2 separate regions of the Homo sapiens genome follow, and region 2 is linked to region 1. A link is a loop called in an ENCODE intact Hi-C map of the cell type or tissue named here. Cell type or tissue: GM12878. All regions are shown on one strand. Region 1 overlaps IL1RAPL2 (interleukin 1 receptor accessory protein like 2). Region 2 overlaps IL1RAPL2 (interleukin 1 receptor accessory protein like 2).

The links. A loop is a pair of places that touch in the nucleus more often than their neighbours do. Peaks named below come from ENCODE experiments on the same cell type or tissue, not always from the same donor. Only the 100,000 strongest peaks of a DNase experiment are listed, where the experiment ranks them.
Region 2: a loop joins it to region 1, with 4 times the contacts of the local background. A loop is called at or near these places in 1 of 110 quality-filtered maps.

Annotation. Positions count from the first base shown.
Region 1 is chrX:104,632,418-104,637,417 of GRCh38, reverse strand. The region is part of intron 1 of IL1RAPL2 (interleukin 1 receptor accessory protein like 2); the gene reads right to left. Among named protein-coding and RNA genes, the nearest start is that of IL1RAPL2, 69 kb to the right of the region's middle. In GM12878, no CTCF peak of the experiment used is centred here; no DNase peak of the experiment used is centred here.
Region 2 is chrX:104,695,418-104,700,417 of GRCh38, reverse strand. All of the region lies in intron 2 of IL1RAPL2 (interleukin 1 receptor accessory protein like 2), which reads right to left. Among named protein-coding and RNA genes, the nearest start is that of IL1RAPL2, 130 kb to the right of the region's middle. In GM12878, no CTCF peak of the experiment used is centred here; a DNase peak (open chromatin) is centred at 3,122.

The DNA.
Region 1 (5,000 bases):
ACTGAAAGTCTTCCTCTGGGAACTGGAACAAGGATGCCCACTTTCACCACTCCTATTCAAGATGGTACTGGAAGTACTAGCCAGAACAGTCAGGTAAGAGAAAGAAATAAAAATGCATCCAAATTGGAACAGAGGAAGTCAAATAGTCCCTCTTTTCTGATGCCATGATCTAGAAAAAACTAAAGACTCTACCAAAAAACTATCAGATCTGATAAATAAATTCAGTAAAGTTGCAGAATACAAAATCAGTGTACAAAAATCAGCAATGTTTCTATACACCAATCATGATCCAGCCAAGAAAGAAACAAAAATGTTAGTTCCACTTACAATAGCTACAAAAAAAAAAAAAATCCCAAACTACCTAGGAACAAATTTAACCTATGAGGTGGAGGATTGCTACAAGGAAAACTATAAAACACTAATGAGATGGGTGGAGCCAAGATGGCCGAATAGGAAGAGCTCCAGTCTACAGCTCCCAGAGTGAGCGACGCAGAAGAGGGGAGATTTCTGCATTTCCAACTGAGGTACCGGGTTCATCTCACTAGGGAGTGTCAGAAAGTGGGTGCAGGACAGTGGGTGCAGCACACTGAGCATGAGCCAAAGCAGGGCGAGGCATCGCCTCACCTGGGAAGCACAAGGGGTCAGTGAATTCCCTTTCCTAGTCAAAGAAAGGGGTGACAGACGGTACCTGGAAAATCGGGTCACTACCACCCTAATACTGTGCTTTTCCAATGGTCTTAGCAAACGGCACACCAGGAGATTATATCCCATGCATGGCTTGGAGGGTCCTACGCCCACGAAGCCTCACTCACTGCTAGAACACCAGTCTGAAATCAAACTGCAAGGTGGCAGCAAGGCTGGGGGAGGGGTGCCCGCCATTGCCAAGGCTTGAGTAGGCAAACAAAGTGGCCAGGAAGCTTGAACTGGGTGGAGTCCACCGCAGCTCAAGGAGACCTGCCTGCATCTGTAGACTCCACCTCTGGGGGCAGGGCACTGCAAAACAAAATGCAGCAGAAACCTCTGCAGACTTAAATGTCCCTGTCTGGCAGCTTTGAAGAGAGTAGTGGTTCTCCCAGCACGCAGCTGGAGATCTAAGAATGGACAGACTGCCTCCTCAAGTGGGTCCCTGACCCCTGAGTAGCCTAACTGGGAGGCACCCTCCAGTAGGGGCAGACTGACACCTCACATGCCCGGGTACTCCTCTGAGACAAAACTTCCAGAGGAACGACCAGGCAGCAACATTTGCTGTTCACCAATATCCACTGTTCTGCAGCCTCCGCTGCTGATACCCAGGCAAACAGGGTCTGGAGTGGACCTCCAGAAAATTCCAACAGACTTGCAGCTGAGGGTCCTGACTGTTAGAAGGAAAACTAACAAACAGAAAGGATATCCACACCAAAACCCCATCTGTACATCACCATCATCAAAGACCAAAGGTAGATAAAAACACAAAGATGGGGAAAAAACAGAGCAGAAAAACTGGAAACTCTAAAAATCAGAGTGCCTCTCCTCCTCCAAAGGAATGCAGCTCCTCACCAGCAATGGAACAAAGCTGGACGGAGAATGACTTTGACGAGTTGAGAGAAGAAGGCTTCAGACGATCAAACTACTCCGAGCTAAAGGAGGAAGTTCGAACCCATGGCAAAGAAGTTAAAAACCTTGAAAAAAACTTAGATGAACAGCTAACTAGAATAACCAATGCAGAGAAGTCCTTAAAGGAGCTGATGGAGCTGAAAACCACGGAACGAGAACTACATGACAAATGCACAAGCCTCAGTAGCCGATGCGATCAACTGGAAGAAAGGGTATCAGTGATGGAAGATCAAATGAATGAAATGAAGTGACAAGAGAAGTTTAGAGAAAAAAGAATAAAAAGAAACAAACAAAGCCTCCAAGAAACATGGGACTATGTGAAAAGATTAAATCTACGTCTGATTGGCGTACCTGAAAGTGACAGGGAGAATGGAACCAAGTTGGAAAACACTCTGCAGGATATTATCCAGGAGAACTTCCCCAATCTAGCAAGGCAGGCCAACGTTCAGATTCAGGAAATACAGAGAACGCCACAAAGATACTCCTCGAGAAGAGCAACTCCAAGACACAAAATTGTCAGATTCACCAAAGTTGAAATGAAGGAAAAAAGGTTAAGGGCAGCCAGAGAGAAAGGTCGGGTTGCCCACAAAGGGAAGCCCATCAGACTAACAGTGGATCTCTCAGCAGAAACTCTATAAGCCAGAAGAGAGTGGGGGCCAATATTCAACATTCTTAAAGAAAAGAATTTTCAACCCAGAATTTCATATCCAGCCAAATTAAGCTTCATAAGTGAAGGAGAAATAAAATCCTTTACAGACAAGCAAATGCTGAGAGATTTTGTCACCACCAGGCCTGCCCTAAAAGAGCTCCTGAAGAAAGCACTAAACATGGAAAGGAACAGTCAGTACCAGCCACTGCAAAAACATGCCAAATTGTAAAGACCATCAAGGCTAGGAAGGAACTGCATCAACTAACAAGCAAAATAACCAGCTAACATCATAATGACAGGATCAAATTCACAAATAATAATATTAACCTTAAATGTAAATGGGCTGAATGCTCCAATTAAAAGACACAGACTGGCAAATTGGATAGAGTCAAGACCCATCAGTGGGCTGTATTTAGGAAATCCATCTCATGTGCAGAGACACACATAGGCTCAAAATAAAGGGATGGAGGAATATCTACCAAGCAAATGGAAAACAAAAAAAGGCAGGGGTTGCAATCCCAGGCTCTGATAAAACAAACTTTAAACCAACAAAGATCAAAAGAGACAAAGAAGGCCATTCCATAATGGTAAAGGGATCAATTCAACAAGAAGAGCTAACTATCCTAAATATATATGCACCCAGCACAGGAGCACCCAGATTCATAAAACAAGTCCTTAGAGACCTACAAAGAGACATAGATTCCCACACAATAATAATGGGAGACTTTAATACCCCACTGTCAACATTAGACAGATCAAAGAGACAGAAAGTTAACAAGGATATCCAGGAATTGAACTCAGCTCTGCACCAAGTGGACCTAATAGACATCTACAGAACTCTCCACCCCAAATCAACAGAATATACATTCTTTTCAGCACCACACCGCACTTATTCCAAAATGGACCACACAGTTGGAAGTAAACCACTCCTCAGCAAATGTAAAAGAACAGAAATTATAACAAACTGTCTCTCAGACCACAGTGCAATCAAACTAGAACTCAGGATTAAGAAACTCACTCAAAACTGCTCAACTACATGGAAACTGAACAACCTGCTCCTGAATGACTACTGGCTACATAACGAAATGAAGGCAGTAATAAAGATGTTCTTTGAAACCAACGAGAACAAAGACACAACATACCAGAATCTCTGGGACACATTCAAAGCAGTGTGTAGAGGGAAATTTATAGCACTAAATGCCCAAAAGAGAAAGCAGGAAAGACCCAAAATTGACACCCTAACATCACAATTAAAAGAACTAGAAAAGCAAGAGCAAACACATTCAAAAGCTAGCAGAAGGCAAGAAATAACTAAGACCAGAGCAGAACTGAAGGAAATAGAGACACAAAAAAACCCTTCAAAAAAATCAATGAATCCAGGGGCTGGTTTTTTGAAACTATCAACACAATTGATAGACCGCTAGCAAGACTAATAAAGAAGAAAAGAGAGAAGAATCAAATAGACGCAATAAAAAATGATAAAGGGGATATCACCACCGATCCCACAGAAATACAAGCTACCATCAGAGAATACTATAAACACCTCTATGCAAATAAACTAGAAAATCTAGAAGAAATAGATAAATTCCTTGACACATATACCCTCCCAAGACTAAACCAGGAAGAAGCTGAATCTCTGAACAGACAAATAACAGGCTCTGAAATTGAGGCAATAATTAACAGCTTACCAACCAAAAAAAGTCCAGGACCTGATGGATTCACAGCTGAATTCTACCAGAGGGACAAGGAGGAGCTGGTACCATTCCTTCTGAAACTATTCCAATCAATAGAAAAAGAGGGAATCCTCCCTAACTCATTTTATGAGGCCAGTATCATCCTGATACCAAAGCCTGGCAGAGAGACAACAAAAAAAGAGAATTTTAGACCAATATCCCTGATGAACATCGATGCAAAAATCCTCAATAAAATACTGGCAAACCGAATCCAGCAGCATATCAAAAAGCTTATCCACCATGATCAAGTGGACTTCATCCCTGGGATGCAAGGCTGGTTCAACATATGCAAAACAATAAACATAATCCAGCATATAAACAGAACCAAAGACAAAAACCATACGATTATCTCACTAGATGCAGAAAAGGCCTTTGACAAAATTCAACAACCCTTCATGCTAAAAACTCTCAATAAATTAGGTATTGATGGGACGTATCTCAAAATAATAAGAACTATCTATGACAAACCCACAGCCAATATCATACCGAATGGGCAAAAACTGGAAGCATTCCCTTTGAAAACGGGCACAAGACAGGGATGCCCTCTCTCAACACTCCTATTCAACATAGTGTTGGAAGTTCTGGCCAGGGCAATCAGGCAGGAGAAGGAAATAAAGGGTATTCAAATAGGAAAAGAGGAAGTCAAATTCCCTGTTTGCAGATGACATGATTGTATATCTAGAAAACCCCATCGTCTCAGCCCAAAATCTCCTTAAGCTGATAGGCAACTTCAGCAAAGTCTCAGGATACAAAATCAATGTGCAAAAATCACAAGCATTCTTATACACCAATAACAGACAAACAGAGAGCCAAATCATGAGTGAACTCCCATTCACAATTGCTTCAAAGAGAATAAAATACCTAGGAATCCAACTTACAAGGGATGTGAAGGACCTCTTCAAGGAGAACTACAAACCACTGCTCAAGGAAATAAAAGAGGATACAAATAAATGGAAGAACATTCCATGCTCATGGGTAGGAAGAATCAATATCGTGAAAATGGCCACACTGTCCAAGGTAATTTA
Region 2 (5,000 bases), 63 kb before region 1:
GGGGATACAGAGAAAAGCTATACCAAGTACAAAATTAGAAAGCCAGTTTTCAGGAGGAGAGAAAGAAAGTAGGTCCTCTGAAAATCACCTATCCCGATATTCAGGTCTCTGAAGCTGCCCTGGATTCTGAATAGTATTCTAGCTTCAATCTCTATGTAGCCCAATTCTTTAACTGTTTTTGTTTTTCTAGCAGCTCAACTCTATTATATTTTCTGCTGATGTCAGAAAGTACTTCTTACTACCCCTGTGTCGTTAAGAAAGTAAATTTGCTTATCTGTACATTAGATTGTTTAATTGAAAAATGTCAATAATATTGGTATATCAGTATACATTATCCTCTTGTCATGAGTACTGTCTGAATATAAAGCCACCCAATCAGGGACTGCGTTTTCCTTTCACCCTTACAGCCAGATGTGGCCACATGACTAGTTCTCATCAATGGCTTCTGAGCAAAAGTCATATATACAACTTCCTCAACAATTTCTTAAAATATAGTTATTTACTCTGAACTCTTGCCCATCCCTCTTCCCACAATCTGGAATGAAAACATGCACACAAGGACCATGTCCTAGAGTAGGGGCTGGCAAACTTGTTCTATAAAGGGCCAGATGGTAAGGTCTCTGTCAAAAGCTACTCAGTTCTGGTGTTGTAGTGCTAAAGTAGACATAGATAATATATAAATGAATGGGGCTGGTTGTGTTCCAATTCGACTTTATTTACAAAAGCAGGCAGCAGGCCAGATTTGATCTGCCAGCCATAATCTATCAATCTGTGGTCTAAATCAGGGGTCCTCAAGCCCCAGGCCGTGAACCAGTACCAGTCAGTGGCCTGTTAGGACCTAAGCCACACAGTAGGAGGTGAGTGGCGGGCAAGCGAGCGAAGCTTCATCTGCATTTACAGCTGCTTCCCATTGCTGGTATTACTGCCTGAACTCCGCCTCCTGTCAGATCAGGGGCGGGATTAGATTCTCATAGGAGTGCGAGCCCTATTGTGAACTGTGCATGCATGTGAGGGATCTAGGTTGTGGGCTCCTTAGGAGAATCTAATACCTGATGATGTGTTACTATCTCCATCACCCCCAGATGGGACCATGTAGTTGCAGGAAAACAAGCTCAGGGCTCCCACTGATTCTACATTATGGTGAGTTGTTCAATTATTTCATTACATATTATAATGAAATAATAATAGAAATAAAGTACATGATAAATGTAATGCACTTGAATCATGCCTACACCATCCCCCCACCAAGTCCACAGAAAAATTGTCTTCCACAAAACCAGTCCCTGGTAAAAAAGGTTGGGGACCGCTGGTCTAGATGATGGCAGAACAACAATGGAAGGTATCTGGAGCTTTGAACTACTGCATGGAGCACAACTTCCCTACCAGCCTATACCAGCTATAATGTAATGAGAGAGAGAAGAGAGCAAGGCAGGGAAGGGGATGAGGAGGGAGAGGGACTACAGAGTGAGAATAAGAGAGAGATTGTCATCTCACTTAAGTCATTCTATTTTGTAGTCTCTTATAGAAGTATAGCCCTCACCCTAACTAATATACCTCTCTTCCTGAGAGCTGGTTTTCAAGCTTTTTCCAGATCCCAATGGACAAATATACTTGTTCTACATTATCCATTACTAAAGGCACCTTGAATAAGCCATAGAAATCAAAATAATCTAATTAAAAACAGGTGTCTCAGAGAAAAGGCCTACCAGAAATCTTAGACAGATATCATGAAAGCCGGCATTAAATTTGTACTTGTTCCAATATCCTTGCTTTCCGAAGGCATTTTCCTGACCCTCCCAACCATTATGATTGAAATGATCGAAGAAATAAGGGAGTTGATAACTATTTTTCATGCCAATCGAGGTAACACTATGACAATATACTATGAACCGGAGGCAGGGTAGCCTGGTGACAAACTTTGAGTTTGAGTAAGAATGAGACTAAGAATAGTTCAACAGAGCCATTAAGGAGCTACAACTTACATCTCTGTACAGGAGGACATTTCTGTGGTAGCCAGCTTCTAAAATGGCTCTCAATGTTTCCTGCCTCCTGACAGTCACATCCTTATATAAACCTTTTCTCTTTTCTTTGGGTGTTGGGCTGTTGCCTTTGAGTACAGTTGGACCTAGTGACTTGTTTCTAAGGAGCAGTATATGACGAAACTGATGAGATGTCACTTCTTAGATTCATTTACAAAATACTGATTTCTGTCTTGCTGGAATTTTCTTTCTCCCTCACTTTCCCACTTCGATGAACCCAGCTGCCATGTTGTCAGCTGCCCTATGGAAAGGGCCCCATGGCAAATAATTGAGGCTAGCCTCTAGCCAACAGCCGTCAAGGAACTGGTGCCCACAGTCCAACAACCCACAAGAAACTGAATCCTGCCAACCATCATGCAAGTGAGCTTAGAATTGATCATTCCCCAGTTAAACTTTGAGATGACTATAGCCCTGGTCAATCCCTAGATTGCAACCAATGAGAAACACTGAAGCAGACGACTAAGTTAAACCATGACCAGGTGTCTGACTCATGGAAATCTGTGGAATAACAAATACATATTGTTTAAAACACTAATTTTGGGGGTAATTTCTTATGCAGCCACAGATAGCTAATATAATTTCTGTCTATTCATTGCAGCTGGTTTGGGTCATAGACATCTTTTTTATGTTCTCATGACAGCCCAGAGTTCAATCATCCTAGCTGTTAATCACACTCTACTGGAAACTGCCTGGTTAACCTGGCTGCATCTCACCCTAGACTATAAGCTCCAAAGAGCAGAAACTGTATGTATCTTGTCCACTGCTGCATTCCCAGCCCTAACATAGTGACACTGGACAATATTGGCTGAATGGATGAGTGGGTGGGTGGGTGGATGCCACAGAGGTAATTGAAACCATGTGTTTTGTGAAATGTTGCTTAGGAGGTCTTGTACAAAAATAGCAAAACTGCCTTCTTATTTTACTGTTTCCTTCCTCAAACTGCAATAAATCTCAGTTCAGTGAACCACTTGAAGTCACAAGTTCAGTTCAACAGACCATGAAGAATAAAAACTGTGAAACAGAACTGAAGGAGGCTTAAAGTCAAGAGCAGTGTGTTCTCCAGAAAGCACCTCTTTTGTCTTTCAAAGGGTGACATATACCAAAATCCTATTTGTCCTGAATTCAGGAAACATTCAGACCATTTTACACAGTTGCTTAGGCAAATTATCCCGGCTCATGCAAGGGCAGCTTACTTATATTGTATATGTTTTTACTAGGTTGAATTTTTAACAGGGCTGAAAATTGAATTCTGTCTTAAATGTGTTAGGGGAGCTCATTATTAAAAAGCAACATATCATGTGCTCTCTAATAAAATGAATAATTTAGTTACAAAGTCTATAAACTGAGATTGCCACACCTATAATTTTTACTGTTTTATAAATCCAGATATTCACATATCAAGTTTACTTAAAGCAGAGAAATCTGTGATTCCCCCAGGACAGGGAAGCTGAAAAATCAACTAGACGGTGTGCCAAATCTATCCTTTGACCCTCCCTGCTGCAACCACTGCAAAAGTCAGATTCACTTCAAAACCAGCTCTGCCCTTTGACAAATAAATAACAGGAGCTCTAGGAGGGCTAGCTTCTGGTACTGCTTGCCTACATACCTCACTTAGTCAGGAACTCTTATGTGATGAAGTTACTGCATAGAACTTCATTTCCTGTAGAATCCCATTTTATTTACCTCTGAACTCTAACCTCTCCAATACTGGCTGGTCAACTATTCAAATCCCTGTGTTTCCTACTATGTGAACTCCACCCCCAAACCCTGCCAAATTTCATACTTTCCCTGTCTTAGATGGATAATTGGGATGTAGTTTCTGCCTTTGGCTAACAGTATTTGTAAATATCTGTCCCGCAAACTAGTGCCAATGAAGTAATAGCTCAGTGTTTTTCAAACTTTAATATGCACACAAATAACTGTATGCACACTTGCATTCAGCAGGTGTGAGAAGTGTACTGAGAGCCTGCATTTCTAATAAGCTCCTAAGTGATGCCAATGCTGCTGATACTTTGAGTACTAAGGGTGCAGTAACAAAACAATACCTTACACACAGAACACCTGGGTTCCTGAACAAGTTAGTTCCATTAGCTGTTTAACCTTGTGTAATTTGCTTTACCCCTCTCTTTTAAAAACAGGTGATAGCTTCTTCACAGTCTTCCCAATTAAATGCATGGGCTTGAAATGTAGTTCTACTGTTAATTAGCCCTGTAACTCTGGGCAATTTACTTACACTCCCCACTCCTCAGTGGATAAAAGCAGTACCTACTTTGCTGGGCGCAGTGGCTCATGCCTGTAATCCCAGCACTTTGGGAGGCTGAGAAGGGCGGATCACTTGAGGTCAGGAGTTCGAGACCATGCTGGCCAACATGGTGAAACCCCGTCTCTACTAAAAATACAAAAATTAGCCGGGTGTGGTGGCGGGCGCCTGTAATCCCAGCTACTCAGGAGGCTGAAGCAGGAGAATCATTTGAACCCGGGAGACAGTGGTTGCAGTAATCTGAGATCAGGCCATTGTACTCCAGCTTGGGTGACAGAGTGAGACGCCATCTCAAAACGAAACAAAACGAAAACCGCAGTACCTACTTCACAGGGCTGTTGTGAGGATTAAATGAGTTAATACTGTACAGATAAGGTACTGAGAACAGTGCCTGAAACACAGTAATCCCTAATATTATATTATATCTGGATGCCTGTTCTTCAAATACCTCAGCTCAATATTAGTCCCGTATTCTGAAAAGTGGATTTCATCTGACCTGCTATATCTACCTGGCCCACCTGGCTACTACTCATGTTATGGTTCTGATGCTAGGCCACCCATTAGATTCATCACAAGTTCACTCATCCCAAAGTTTCTCACTTTTTCATCTCAAAGTCTTCCCTTAGTCATATGCACATTCATTTCATATAAACCATTAGCCATACATAAACATATTCCTGTTATGGTAGAAGATTCTAGCT